Regions from separate parts of the Mus musculus genome. Here region 2 is linked to region 1. A link is a loop called in an ENCODE intact Hi-C map of the cell type or tissue named here. Cell type or tissue: heart. All regions are shown on one strand.

Region 1 (8,000 bases):
GATTTCTGCAAACAACAACAGAAAGAAACAGTCATCAAACACGATAATCTAGGGTCAGGTAAATGAAAACTATTTTTATACATGTACAGTCAGGTGAGGACAAACCAGTAAGAGCAGACATGAATGGGTGATGGGGAGAGGGCTCAGGGAAGTACAAGACACACTGTATAGAAGAGTTGACCAGCCACCTTCCCTGAAGCACATGTGGAAGGCTCACCTACAAGAGACACCGGAAAACAGCAATGGCCAGAATGCTTATAGCAGAGAAGACAAAGGAACAAGTGCATTCTGGGGACAAATAAACACGGGCATCACTTAAGAACTGATAACTTTGTGAGGAGGAAGAGTGAGATGGGCAAAGAAGTCATTTCTGGTAACAAAAACAGTAGCTCTCAGTTCTAGCAGCTGCAAAGTTTAAGATCAAGACATTGGAATCTGGTGAAGGCTTTCTTGCTGCAACATTGGTTCAAGTGTGTGTGTGTGTGTGTGTGTGTGTGTGTGTGTGTGTGTGTGTGTGTGTAAGAAAGAGAGAGACAGAGACACACAGAGAGACAGAAACAGAGAGAGGGAGACAAAGACAGAGAGACAGAGAGAAAGAAGCACACTCATCCTTCGATAAGGATCTCACTCCTTTAATAATGACTCCACGTCTATAATAACAGCAGTATCCACTCAACACAGCAAATCTCTTATGGTCTCATATACTGCCATTAGGTCCTGCCTCCAAATAATGTGGAACTGAGGACTAGGTTTCTAACACATTGCTTCTGAAAGGACACATTCAAGTCATAGCAAAGCTGCTGGTATTATTACTATATTAAACTCCAAATTATACTACACAGCCATAGTGACAAAGAACACAGCTGGTATTATCACTATACTAGACTCTAAATTATACTACAGAGCCATAGTGACAAAGCCACCATAGTACTGACACAAAAAGAGACACACGTAGACTGATGGAACAGTTCTATCTAGAAATAAGCCCACAGCTATGGCTAACTAGTAGCTGACAAAAATGCCGTGTGCACTTTGCTTTGGTTTAATCCTTCCCCTACTCACCCTCCTGTTTCAGGCTGTGCACCTCTACCCGGGGTTAACCTCCTTTCCACTCTCGTGCCACAGCACTGATCACTCTCTCCACTCTCTTTCCTCAAAAACTGCTTTTTCCTCTCGCATGGTTTGACAAAGATGTCAAATATATAATACACTGGGAAAAAGCAGCCTATTCTACCCATGGTACCAGCCAAGTTGAGTATCTATTTGCACACACAAAAAATCAGACACACTCATATTCCAATTCTAAACAAGGCTGAGAATTTATTTTAAAACCTTAAGTGCTGAAACTCCTGGAGGAAAACTAAGAACAATTCCAGGAATAGGTGAGCATTTTCTGAAAGGACTGCAATGACAAATGGGATTACAAAAAGAATGACAATGCTTCTCTACAGCAAAATAAACAGATACACTACAGCAAGTAGAAAATCTTTACCAGGTACACTTCAGGCAGGGTGTTAATAGCTAGAATATAAAAAGAACCAAATACCCAGAGAGACACAGAAACAGACACAGAGAGACAGGCACACACATATACACACACAGACAGAGAGGAATACAAACAGACATACACACCAATGTTGACACACACATGCACACGCGCGCACGCGCACGTGCACACACACACACACATGGAGACACACATAGTCACAGATACAGGGGAAAGAGAGAGACAGCCAGACAGACACATAAACAGACATAAACAAAGACACACACAGACACAAAGAGAGAGACATAGACACAAATGACTGACATTTTAAAGAGTATTAAACATCTTTAGGCTTCAAGAAAATACAAATTAAAATTTAAAACAACATTGAAATCCCTCTCAGCACAATCAGAAATACTAGGATAAAAAAAAAAAAAAAACACACTCACCTCCAATAACAAAAAACACAAAGCCAAACAAACAAAAAGCATGATGGAGCTGGAGATACAGCTCAGTGGTCGGGAGCACTTGGAAGTTAAGAAATCTTCCAGAGGACCTGGATTCAACTGCTTGCACCAATGTAGTGGCTCACAACTGTTTGTAACTCCAGATCCAGGGGACCTAATGTCCTCTTTTTGTCTCCATAGGAACCATATATGCACATGCTACACAAACATGCATGCAAGCAAAACACCCATATACATACATTCCTTTTTTTAATTAAAAAAAAAAAATGATGCTATGGTAAAAAAGGAACTCTTAGTCACTGCTGGTGGGAGAATTAACTGGAGGCACAGCCACTACAGAAATCAGAAGAGATTTCTTAAAAACAAGACCAAAAAAAAAAAAAAAAGCCAACAAAATACACGTAAGAAGAGATCCACTAGGCAACCCAGATGTGCCACGTCTGAAAATGCTGGTAAAGGACTCCACCACAGGAAATTCGCACATCCATGTTTATTTCTGTTTTACTCAGAACGGAAAGACAAAGAATCAGTCTGGATCAACTGATAAATTAATAATGAGAATGTACTATAGATATACACAATAGAATTTAATTCAGCTATCTGAAGAGAAATTTATAGGGAAATTATTACTTTCCATTTATTTATTTATTTATTTATTTTATTTATTTATGTGTGTGTGGCAGGGGTGGGGGAGTTGCATTTACAGGTTTGTGTGGATGCATGTGCATTTATAGGTACACAGGTGTACAAACCAGAGTACAACTGGTGTCTTCCTTAGTCATTATCCATGTTAATTTTGGAGACAGGTTCTCCCATTGAACCTGAAGCTTACTCTATCAGCTAGGCTTCCTGACCCATGAGCTCCAGGTATCCACCCATCTCTGCACAACCCAGTACGGAGGTTACAGACAAGTGCCAATCTGTCCAGCTTTTACAGGGCTGGTTTTACAAGAGTGCATGCTTGCATTGTTGGCACATTCCTGACTGAGGCTTTTCGCCGGCTTTAGCACTGTAAGTTATTATATTGAGTCAGGTAACCTAGACTCAGAAAGACAGACACTGTATACTCTTTCTCATGGGTCTTGGCTTTTAATCTTTATAGTATGCGTTTATGTGTGTGTGTGGGGGGGGGGAGTTCATGACACTAGAAAGGTGATCAAGAGCGGGAATAAAGTAGCTTTAAGGAAGAGTTGGAGGAAAGGGTAGTAGGACGCATGTAACCTGGAATGGACAGAGGTTAGAGGGGCTGGGCGGGAAAGGAAGATCAACCAAAAGAAACTACATACAAAGTACTAGCAATAAACCCATCACTATGTGTGCTCATTGAAAACCCAAACAGATAGAGCAAAGAAAACACTAATAGGAAAAAATAGTTCACAGAGAAAAGCCAAAGACAGTGGCACACTGATCAGTGAGGATGGAAACGTGTCCATGTTGCTGCAGCGCGGCAGTGGTTAGCGCTCTGGCCTGCAGGGAAGAGAGTGTGCAAGGAAGGGATAGGTTTTCAGACTCAGTGTGTCCTGCTATAACACAATGGAGGCACCAATGGGAAGGCTCTGCGGAGAAAGCCTTCACAGACAGTTCCGCTGATCTGAGTTGGATCGCTGCATCCCACAAGGTGGCAGGAGAGAACTGACTCCTGAGAACTGTCCTCTGACCTCTAAATGCACAATAACTGTAAACCCTAATAAGTGCCTAATAAGTGGTGGCAAACTTATCGGGTACACGCATAATCTTCTTTAAGAAAATTGAGAATCCCAAAACATTCCTTATTTAATCCCAAACCTTTATCGTACTGCTAATCTTCTGAACAAAATACCTAACTCAATTATCTTCATCTTAAATGAAGATTAAGGACAGTGTTTTATACTTCTTCCCCATTGTCCCATCTAGTAATCCCACGATGACATAGGGAAGGCAAAATCTTCCTTTATATCATAGTACATACATTGAGGTCTTTTTACCTGCTTTATATAAGTGTGTGTGTGTGTGTGTGTGTGTGTGTGTGTGTATGTGTGTGTGTGTGACTATACATATATATTCATATTCTACATCAGTCTGGTATCTCTTTTGGAAGACAAGTATGCATGCAGATGAAAATGTAAATTATAGCCTTGAAGATCAAGTTGAGTGCCGTTGCATTTATAATAATACTATCCAAGCACAGTAAAGGAGAGGCTGCTATGAGCTGGGGTTGAGAAGGAAACACTTATGCAGCTGGTAGATGTAAATTAGGGCTTGAAAACTCTGACAGGCAGAGATGAGGCTTGGAAATGCCTGAGTTCAACAACAGTTATGCATCTCAGGAGAGCCAGGGGCTCACGACAATGATTTAATGAGCAAAGTCTCCAACTCTGCTCTTATTTGCCTTCAGTTCGGCCATGACCAGCATGTAGTTTTGTTTTGTTTTGTTTTGTTTTGTTTTGTTTTGTTTTGTTTTGTTTTGTTTCTTTCTTGAATTTCCTTAATTAACTTCTTTAATTACATTGCATAGGCACAAGCCTCTGTAATCATATCCCCTTTCAATTGTTGACAATCTCCAGTTCACTCCACACTCTTAGCACCTGTCCAGATTTCCAGCCTCATTTATGAAGACCTTCCCACCGCACTATGCTCTTCCTACACACCACCTCTTCCCATGTGGTGTTCATGGTTTTCTAGCACTCTGCATATTAGGGCAGACGGCTTCTCTCTCTCAAAGACCCAGGTCGTCCAATACTATCCATTACCCCCTGCATTTTTCTCTCTTACACTAACTTGCCATTTATACCACACAAACTGGATCTAAGACCTCCAACAACAGTAGACACTTTACCCTCCTCGGAAGCTTCCTTGGTTCAAAGTCTCTCGTGCTCAGGACTCTAAATCATAATTTACTGCTTGGAAACAATCAGTCTACAACAGCAAAGAAAAGAATTGGCTGCCATCAGAGATTAAGGCAATCTGATTCTAGATAAATGTTTATTTAAATTCCCTACTTTTTTTTCTCAGTGGCATCAAGGAATATGGAGAAAGAAAAGGGGAAGGGTGGGGAAGAGGTGAGGAGATGGGGAGGGCGAATGATGGGCAAACAGGAAGAGGATTGGGGTCTGCTGAATGAGTCAGGCCTGAGCAGCTCAAGAGGAGGTCCTTGTGGAATGGAGCTGAAGAGTACTGCCTCTACCCTTGAAGGAAATCAACAATCCCAGAGCAAGTGGATCTGTGTGACCTTCAAAAGACATTCCGTCGTAGTAAAACGAAAGCATGAACTTACCTCTGGAGAAAACCTGAATTTTCTCCTGAGACTCAGATGGTCTATATGTTTCAGAAACCTAACAGTGCCTGCCTTTAAAGATCGCTTGGTAATTAGCCAACTGGAAAATTCTAAATAAGGTACTATGACAGTAGTGGCTAGAGCTTAACAAAAAAAAAAAAAAAAAAAAGCACACTTGGGCCCGGGTAGATAGCTCAGTGTGTAAAGTGCTTATTATACAAGCATGGGAACCTAAATTTATTCCCCAGAACTCATATAAAAAACTCACAGTGTTAGCAAAGACAGGAGACTCTCTGGAATTGCTAGTCAGTAAGTCTAAGAGAATCAGTTACACCGAAGGTCCTAACCTCGGTGGAAACCTTAACTGGAAAAAGCCAGGTAAATGGCAGTGAGAAATGAAAGATTGTCTTCGGGCTGCACATAAGCATGCACACATACATGTATACACCTCCACCCCTTCCCACAAAAACGCTTGGCTGCGGCTCGGTGGTAGAAAGCACACTTTCAGAACCCCATTCTTACTTATTTCACTTTCCCTGTAGAGTAATGCTTTGTTCATTCAGAGATGACAGGCAGTTACCATGTAGTAACAACCCCAGGGTCAGACCTAAATTCTTCCACTTCCAGCAAACGCTGGCCCCTTCCCAGCATTGTGTACAGGAAGTGCACAGTATCTTTAGTACTAAGCTGGACTTTATGTTGAGTGTGTCTTACAAAAAGAGAAATAAAACTTTACCAATAAGTGTAAGATCACTAAATTCACACTTTTCCATGTGAATGGTGAGAGCTAACATAATTTAAGAGTAAAGAATTATCTAAACCAGTAGAGGAACACCATGGGCAAAATGTGTATGTTTTAGGTACCCGGAGGAACTGCACAAAAAAAAAAAAAAAAGGTATATTAAGAAGTGACATTTAAATTAGATCTCAAAGCACAGATGAGGACATAATAGGTAGATCAAAATTATATCTATATAACTTTCATCTATCTATTCATCTGTACCTCATAATTAGATAGATAGATAGATAGATAGATAGATAGATAGATAGATAGATAGATAGATAGATAGATAATACTGATATAAATAATATAGATAGATGTATTTAATAGATGGTAATAAAGATGTACTGGGCCTGGGTTATTTGCCAGGCTATAGAGCTTGATTTTCCTCTACTGCCACCACTTGAAGGTGACACTGAAGAAGACAGCTAAAGAGACATGGCATAGTGTCCACGAGAGACCCTGCCTCAAAAAGATAAGGTGTATGTATGACACTTGAGGTTGCTTTCTGGCCTCAATGCAAACGGACACACTCATATATACAACCAGCCCCCACACATACAAGTCAAACACACATGAAAAATGCCCATGAGAGATTCCGTTTCTTCTATAAGAAAATGCATGTCTTATGTAACAAAGAAGATTAATACATTCAATTAATAATGTCATGGCTTGAGAAAGAGACACTTGCGTGGCCCTTACCCAGGTTTCTAATAAGGACAGGATGCTAACAGTGAAAGGACCATTTAGAAAGCTGATTTCCTTTCATCGTGCCTGTTAAGTGTTTACTTAATTCACATCCTGTGTGACCCTATGGGAAAATTTTTAACTACTGCTGGGGAAATCCCATAGGGTTACGCAGGATGTGAACTGGGCTTGTGCTGAACCACCTTCAGCTTGAAAAATAAACTGGACGAGGTGAGTTTCACTTTCTGTTTGTCATAAATTCCACACTCTACCTCCTAAAGTTCACATTCACAGAGCATCGGCCTCTCTGGATGGCAGGCCAACAGAAGGCCTGCGTTCTCACTGGATCTTTCAAATAAAACTTGTAGAAAGAATATTCCTGTTCTACAAGCGGCACAAGAGGCAAGTCAGTGCCGTCGATCAAAGGCAGTCAGTGGAGCACTCCCAGAATGCTCCTGCATACCTGCAGCACACACAGGCCAGCTGCGCCTTTCCAGTTCCTGTGAAGAATGCACAGCAAACCACTTCCCCTATAGAAAGAAAGAAAAAAAAAAAAAAAAAAAGCAGCCCAACTTACTTGCTGATGGAAACAGTGTCATACTTTCCACTGGCCAAGCTTGAAACCATTACTGATTTAACCTTCATTAATTTTTCCACAACGATTTGCAGAAATGTCAGGAAGCAGCTGTATGAAGACTGATTAATTATCCTTATCATGGCTACTTCGCCAGGCACTTGTACCCCCCCCCCCCACTCCTATTGATACATGTATGTGTAGAAATATCTAAATATATATTCTAGCATGAAAATGAAAGTCAGCCCTTTGTCCTCTGTTGGTTGAGATGGGTGGTATGGGATGTGTTACTCTGAAAATCTAGATTGATCTGCGCTGTCTTTCAAGGGCCCAAATCTGGATCTGGAGGCAACCCCATGAAATTTGGGACAGTAGCCATGAAGGAAAAGCTTGCTTCCTGCCGATTACTCAGATCTGTTCAAACAGACGCTAATGGATTCATGTCTTAGAGCAACACTGCATGTGTTAGTCAATCACAGAGGCTCGAATTCACTTCCGAAATGTGAATTAGAAAATCAAATGCCCTTTCTCTACTTTTTTTTTCAACTTTTCTTTCCTGCCTCATCATTTTAGATTGCAGGGTACCATCTGTCTCACCCCATCAAAGAACACGCTCTGCATGCCTGGCACAGACGAGGGAGCAGCACACCTCACAGCCCCACGTGTCAACCGCCGAGCATCGTTAAGGCAGGTTCGCCACCCAGTCTGGCCATCTGGGTGACTGGTTCAAGCAAGTTTGGCTTCTCGGGCAG
Region 2 (8,000 bases), 110 kb after region 1:
ACTCTTAAAGGCACTTCAGATCTCAGACTGATAAGTAGAGCCTACAGGTTAAGTGCTGGTGAAAATCATTCTGCATCAAGTGGGCTGCTTGCCACCTCCCCCTAAAATGTCTCCTCTTGTAAATCAATAGGGTGATGCAATTTTTTTTTAAAGACTCTCATTAGATGAAAAGCAGTTTGTCAATGACTAACACAGTAAGTGGAGCACCAGGCCTGCAGGACTGCCAAGCATCCTGTGTCTCTCAGTACTTCCATTTAATAAACATTTATTGTGCACCTATTATGCTTACATTTCATTTTCAGAAGCTCAGGTATTGTTTCGTTGTTGCTGAATTTAAAATTACTTGACAAAGAGAATGCTGAAACTTGGCCAGGAATGTAAAATGCATCTGACACCCGAGAGATGACCACAACATTTTTCTCCTACTGCTCCTCCATTCAGCGCCTGTACATGGAGCCAGAGCTCAGGGTGGGGCATGGCTGGAGGCATCGGCGATAATGCGAGGACGGAGCAAACTCAGCCCTGATTGCAAGGTTCCTTAGGTACAGTAGAGAGCAAACCCTTTGTATAAGAAAATAAAAGTGTTCCAATAAATCACTTAAAGAAGCTTTAATTACGTTTTAAAAATGTTTCAAATTATAATTCTAAGTTCTTCTGCAGTGTTTTTATGATTTATTTTTTATTATTTATTTTATTTCCCTCCAAGAATGTAACTTCCCAGCTTAGAGTTGAAAAGACATCTTCTATTGCTCTCGGGGGAGCTGTCAGGCAGCTCTATGAAGGCATGTGAGCTTTCTGCACCATAGAAAGTATTTCCTCTGGCTGGAGAGATGGCTTAGTGGTTAAGAGCACTGACTGCTCTTCCAGAGCTCCTGAGTTCAATTCCCAGCAACCACAGGGTGGCTCACAACCATCTGTAATGGGATCCGATGCCCTCTTCTGGTGTGTCTGAAGACAGCTACAGTGTATTCATATACATACATACATACATACATACATACATACATACATACATACAAACATACATACATACAATCTTTTTTTAAAAAAAAAGTATTTCCTCCAAACTAGGCATATCTATTCATGGATGAAATGAAGCACATATATTTGAGCCACAAATATAGATCAAATGTTGGTTTGGATAAATATTATAAAAATTCTAATTTGGTACCACTCAGAAGGGCTCCTCATAAAATGGTTTTCACACAAGTGTATGTTACTCTCCTGACAATTATGAGATTTAGTTAATGAGTCTAAGGATCCTACTTAGCACCTCGAACAAGAAGGTGCATAAAAACTGGAGATTATTGTTAATTCAAATCTGGAGTAATTGATCCTTATTAATCGACTACTAAATAAATATCTGCATAATGCTAATGTCATACACGGACAAGCTGGATTTAGAAGTGGTTAAATCATACAGAAAAGCAATGGACAATGGGCTCAAACATAGTGTAACCTCAAAGATGAAATTCACATGTACTTCAATAGTTTACAGGACATCCAATGTACCTCCTGCCTATGTCAGTACAAGGACAAGAAAATCACCTCCCAAATTTAATCTTTTACTAATGTAACATTCTTCTATTCCACTGAGATTTTAATTCCCATGGTCTTGTTTGCTCTTCAAATTGTTAAACAATCAAGATTGCATCATGGGTGCAGCTGAGTGGTAGCAAGCTTGCCTAACATTCTTTAGGCTCTGTGTTTGATAAGGTGTGCTAGCATGTGGTAATGCCTACACAATGATGTCAGCCCCCCTCAACTACAACTTGCCCTGATTTTTATGCTCCAAGTTTATTTCCCTGAGTAGCCTTCTATAATCTGTAGAAGTTCAAAAGAAACAAAACTATCCTCCCACAGATACACACCAGAAAGAAAAAAACAAGCAAGCAAGCAAACAAACAAACCAAAGACATGATTTCAAGACCCACAGGTCTTACTTAAAACTCTTCTCAAATAGCCTTAAAGTTCTTCACTGCATAAATCAGTTGACAGTTCCCAAGGCTAATGACATCATATGCTACACACATGGGCTAATCATGTGAGGACATTTAAGCTACGCTTTCAAAAGCATAGGTCAGTGTAGCAGAACACAGAGAGTAAAGTGCGTGTTCCACAATATTCCTGGGGTTTAATAGAAACTACTACACAGTATTTTCATCTAACTAAAACTCTGTCAAGTGTTTGACATAAGAAACCTCAGTAGACCTCCCAGTGAACTTTGGCATTTTGGCCGTGTGGCCAGAAGAACAGTCTCCCATGACAAAGCCTATTCATGAGTCAGCCAGGGAAATAAGCACAATGCTTGCTTAGCTGACGGCTCTTCCCTTTATCGTACTGGCAAGCATGCGCGACACGGGCATCCGCGGTACTAAATTATAGATTGTATATCGTTCTAAAATGCAGTTTCAAGGGTTATGTAAACATGTCTTATTAATAAGCCTAGGTTGACGTGCTTTGGTTTCCGTTGTTTGAAGTCTACCAGGGAGAAAGAGATCAGCAAAATATCTGCAAATTCGAGATAATACATCCACAGCTACTGATGTATTACTGTCCTAAGTTTGCAAAATGGTTCATATTTAAAAAAAAAAAACACACAGAAAGAAAAGAAAACCTCACTTTACCTAAACAATGGCTTAAATGACTATGAAGGGGTCTGTCCTGCAGGGTCCCCAGGCCTGATATTTAGGTTTTGCCCCAGATGCCCTTGTCAGTATTTCCACAACAAAGTCAAAGGTGGCCTTTGGAAGGAGGGTTAAAGAGGAGGCTTCCTGTCAGGGCTTTACAACAGAGAATCAACAGAGGCCCTGTGAGGTCAGCATTATTCAGCACTGGGGCCTCCTTTCCGGGACCCCTCCGGATGCTCGGGGTCCCCAGGCTGGGCGGTCCGCGGCCAGTGCTCACCCTGGCTTTCCGCCCAGGCAGCCCCTGCCAGGCCTTGCACCCAGAGCCCTTGCGCAACCAGGGTGCTCCGCATGGGCCCCGAAACTAGGCCGGCTGCTAGAGCAGCGAGCCCCACTTTCTCCAGGCAGGAAGTGGGGAGGCGGAGAGCATTTCCTGTTGTGCACTGACAGCCAGGGAGACGTCATCGCAGTCAGCGCCTTCGGATGGCCGCCCCTGGGCCAAAGGTCAGCTGCCGGCAGGGCGGGGGCTCGCAGGCGGGGGCGTGCGCTGAGACTCCCGCTGCAACGCTGCGCCTCCCGGGTCTGCAGTCCCACAAGAGGCCACCTGACGCCTTACGGTCCTGCAGGACTCAACTCCCGCCCACCAACCCCCGCCCGGCCCCAGCAAGAAGAGGCATGCATCTTCAGAGGCTGAAGAAGCACTTTCCTTGCCCGATCCTGATTGCAGTTTCCCTAATAGGACTCTCTACCAGGAATCTTTTTTTTGTTTGTTTTGTTTTGTTTTGTTTTGTTTTTCGAGACAGGGTTTCTCTGTATAGCCCTGGCTGTTCTGGAACTCACTTTGTAGACCAGGCTGGCCTCAAACTCAGAAATCCACCTGCCTCTGCCTCCCAAGTGCTGGGATTAAAGGCGTCCGCCACCACACCTGGCTACCAGGAATCTTTTAAAGCATCAAAAGTTGCCTGCCCTCCCCCTTCCTCCCCTCGAGCCCCACTTTTTATCTCCAATATTGATTCCTTAAACAACTGACACATGGCAGAAATGAAAGCTGATTTCCATACTGCGCACCTCCAATGAAGTCGAAGACAAACAGGAAATGCTATGTTCTCATTAAATACCCACTGCACAGCATAAACTTCCACCTACTGAGGTCTTTAATGCTCGTAATTTATTTCTTAAAAGTCTCCTAAGATCTATTTGGTCTTGCTCTTACCCTGGATAATAACAACAAAAAACAGGACCAAAATATTTTAAGGGAAAAATGATCGATTTATAGTTTTTAAGCCACTGATTTTTTTTTTTCTTTAGCCTCAATTTCCAGACTTGTATTTCGTTTCAAGCCATAACCATGATAACCCTGGGTAATTCTACAAGTCAGTGGGTTAAGGTTAACAGTGGTTAAAAATAAGACCATAAGGTATTGTATAATTATTATGAAATAAAAACTGAAATAGTTTCCTTTCAGTTTGCTAATGAGATAGATTGTTAATTACAAGAAAAAATGATAACTTCTGTTCTCATGACAAACCAGTATGAAGGCACTGAACCACCGTCTCTAACATTTCAACTATGCAGTGTTTCGCAGGACATGATAAGAGACATTTACAGCCTTACATGATGACCTTCAGCAATGGTAATTTCTCAATATAAATCTTTGGAGTAGCAGGTCTTCCTCACTAACTGAAGCGGGGAGGCAGCAGTATACACACAGGTAAGCTGAATGAGAAATATCTATCTGCTCAATTTGCTATGAACCTTAAGCTGATCTAAGACATGATTTTTTAAACATATTTAGGGTTCTGTATACATTATTTAAGAAACAACTTCTCTAGCTAGGTGACCTAAAACTTGTGATCCTCCTGCCTCTAGCTTTTTAGTGTTGAGATAATAGGTATGTACCATTGCGATGCAGGGATCAAACCAGGTACAGTCTCCACCAGCTGAGCTGCAAGTCAGATCCACCACCTTCCCTTTGTTAAAGGGTACTAATTTTTTTATGCTAAATGGGCATAAACATGGAATCTGATGAATGTCAACTGCCATATTCAATCCTCACTGTCTAAGGCAATATCAAAGGATGCCATTATAGTGACCCAAAACCAATGTGTCTTTGACCACTCTTGTCTTTTCACCTTAACACCCTAAGAAAAAAGTAGGGTTTTTGCATCATCAGTTTAAATTTGCGTATAATTTACATAATATTAAAATATTCCATTTACTCAGCACATAATTAAACTGTCAGTCAGAAATAAGCTCTGAGTATTTAAATGTCCACTCAGCTGGGGAGCCAACAGACTTGTAAAGACCTGAACTATGCTCTATGTTACCTCTGCTCTGCTTCAGGGAGGCGATGCCTTACAGTGACTCTTGGCAGGGTCTAAGAGATAATCATTCCAAATTCCTTGTTTCCTTAGCATGGACACAACAACTTATAAAGTAAGTTTTCGATTCATTTTATCTTTATATGTATGGGTATTTTGTCTGCACCGCATGCATACAGTAACCACGGGTCAGAAAAAGGCACCGGATGCCCTGCAAGTAGATTAGGGATGGTTGTGAGCCACCACGAGGGTGCTGGGAACCAAACCAAAGTTCTCTGCAAGAGCAATAGGTGCTCTTAACCACAGAGTCATTCTCCAGACACAGACAGAGATACACACACAGCAACGTTTAAATCCCAACAGTGTCGAAGCATCCATCCTTGCATAGGGGAGGGAGCCTAATGTATCCGATCCCATGAAAACCTTCCGTGTTTTGTCCGTCTCCTGAGTGATCCCTCTCCTAGGAGTTTCAACACGTACCCCCATCTCAAGTGTTGTTTTATTGAGTAAGTCTGCCCTAAACATTTCTTTTGTTTTTCTTTTTTCTTTTTATGAGTGCGGATTGTTACTTACTCTTTCAAATCATGTCACTGGTATAAAATTAACAAGCCATAAGTTACAAGTGACTGCCCAAATACTATCTAGGGTCAGTGAAGATTTTATTCAAGCCTCATGCTCTCTGGTTTATATTATGTTCCTGATGATGACTCTGGAAAGAACAAAGGGGATGGTTAAAAATTCTCCTGTTTTATAATCCTAATTATGGACTAAATGAAAGTAATACTATTATAAGTTTAGCACAGACTGAAGATAGAAAGACCAGTATAGCAGCAATAAAGCATATCAACTTGTGAATAAACATATTAATTGTGAACACAGACCATAATATTGAACTATGGCGTCTTCTGGTTCAAGGTGCTTTTTCTGCTACATGAAAAAGAACAAATGAATGGGAAATACAAAGATACTGTACGGGATAACTGATTTCACACCTTCTCTTTAGAAACAGGGTAGGTAGCAAGGCAAACTAAAGCAGGTGTGACTTAGTCCCCCAGGACTACAAGGTGTCCAAGCACCATTTGTCTCCCGGCTCAGTGGTACCAGGATGAGGGTCCACCACCATCCCTTCAGACCTTACAGCTCTAGAAAGCTGTTAATATATGTTCAATTAGTGACAGGGTTAAGAAGCACACCAGTGTGTGACAGCTCACCTCCTTCGTCAGCCGCCATTTAACATTTCAGAACGGTAACTTTTAATTATAATTTATTTTATACATGCTAATAAAATTTAAATTATAGCTAAACCTAAACTATAATAATGGTTGAACATTGGTATCCTCACACACACTGAACGAATCCTGAAAATTAATGACACATATACTACGTGGTGTTTACACTATCCCCACGCAGAGTACACTTCTCCAAAAGCTAAAAATGTGAAGAAAGTTCAAACAGGATAATCTCCATAATCATTAAGAAATCTAAACTCAAAGTACCTATTCAGGAAATGAGAACTCTCAACTCCAGTAATATAGAGTCACTAACTCTATTATGAGGCTAATATATCATTTTTCAATATAGATTCATTTGTTCTATGACATGCATGCCTGCTTAAATATCGACTTCCCTGGCTATTCATCTTATCTACTAAGCAATGTAAGCAGGTAAATTCAAACTAGTTTTCCAGTAGACACCATAGGTAGTGCAGAGTTTAAGTCATAATATTTTAAGGTTGTTGCAAAGATGCAAAAAGAGCTACATATTATACTGCACTGTATTGGGGGGGGGGGTCACACGATTAATGTGCATGCATGAAATTCTTCCAATATTCTGCATCCTCATTTTTAATGAGCAGAAAACATTAGTTTACCTTATCTTAAAGAGATAATAAATTAATCTGAGCATGCCATTGGTATGTTTCAGAGGTAGGGAAGTGCAAAGGGGCAGGCCTGACTTACACCAGAGTGGACATCAAAGGATCCATCATCCACCTCTCTGCCTTTAAAACTGAAGTCATTATTTTGAGACAGCCACCCCATTTCAAGACAGGCAGTATATTCTAATGGCAAGCCGACACAGAACCAGTGTCTTTCATGTCCTGCTATTTATAAACGCAATCGGATTTCCTGCATAGGAATTTCTAGATACCTTCCTTTCGCCCGTTTATTGGTTGCACCTTTTTCAACTGTGCTTGCCAAGTTATGAGGATCAAACTCTGGCCCAGTATAGCTCTCCCTTCCTATGGTTTGGGGTAGTGGAATGCAGGCTCTTGAGAGAACTGTCTTCAGGTCTCTTTTCAGCCTGCATATAAGCATTTGATGCTGTCCTCAAAGCAGGGCCTTTCTGAGCACACTGCTGACTGCTGGCGCTTCCCTGTACTGTGGTGTTTATGCCTGTCAAATCAAGGCCTCACTCAAGCATCCCCTTCTTCCAAGAAATCTCTCCCGCATCCTCCACCAAGGGTTATTCTGCACCTTGTTAATGTATCATTTCGGCCTCTCTGCTGGTACTTCACCAGTCTCTTTTAAAAATAGCTTCCTTTCCTTTCTTTTCTGAAGCAAGCTAGAGCATACAGGGTTTGAGGACGGCAATGAAACGCTCTATTTTCTACCAGATCATATTTATATCACACATTATTTTCCCACTCATCTTAAGTATACTAGAGCTATTCTTGCTCAAATCTGCTTGAACCTTATGACTATACAAGGTACCTCAGCTCTAGATAAGCTATCTATAAAATCTTAACAAGCATAGGCCCTTTTTATAATACATTTCTGAACCAGTTGGGGCCATCTTCTGAAGACTAAAGGAAATTGAGCAACTTATTTTTGAGATCTGATTTTAAAACGAAATCAATGCAAAACACCAGCCTGGAGTCAGTTTCAAACATGAACAATCCAATCCCGGACAAAATAATGAAAATGAACACATCCTATAAGGTACAACAACTAGAAATATTTAGCCTGGGTGAAGAAAAAGAGAATAAATAAGGTGACCATTATCACCTAAATAACTGTAGCAATGTCTGCCAGACAATGGGCAAATTTATTCT

Evidence for each region. Hi-C counts contacts between places; a loop is a spot of excess contacts. Peaks named below come from ENCODE experiments on the same cell type or tissue, not always from the same donor. Only the 100,000 strongest peaks of a DNase experiment are listed, where the experiment ranks them.
Region 2: a loop joins it to region 1, with 2.2 times the contacts of the local background. A loop is called at or near these places in 3 of 42 quality-filtered maps.

What each region holds. Positions count from the first base shown.
Region 1 is chr10:14,085,220-14,093,219 of GRCm38, reverse strand. The region is part of intron 2 of Hivep2 (human immunodeficiency virus type I enhancer binding protein 2); the gene reads right to left. Among named protein-coding and RNA genes, the nearest start is that of Gm51759, 38 kb to the left of the region's middle. In heart, a CTCF peak has its summit at 3,579 (motif pointing right); DNase peaks (open chromatin) are centred at 6,869 and 7,639.
Region 2 is chr10:13,978,113-13,986,112 of GRCm38, reverse strand. The region is part of intron 1 of Hivep2 (human immunodeficiency virus type I enhancer binding protein 2); the gene reads right to left. Among named protein-coding and RNA genes, the nearest start is that of Hivep2, 16 kb to the right of the region's middle. In heart, a CTCF peak has its summit at 3,216; DNase peaks (open chromatin) are centred at 2,282 and 3,022; H3K4me3 peaks cover 1,238 bases; H3K27ac peaks cover 1,744 bases.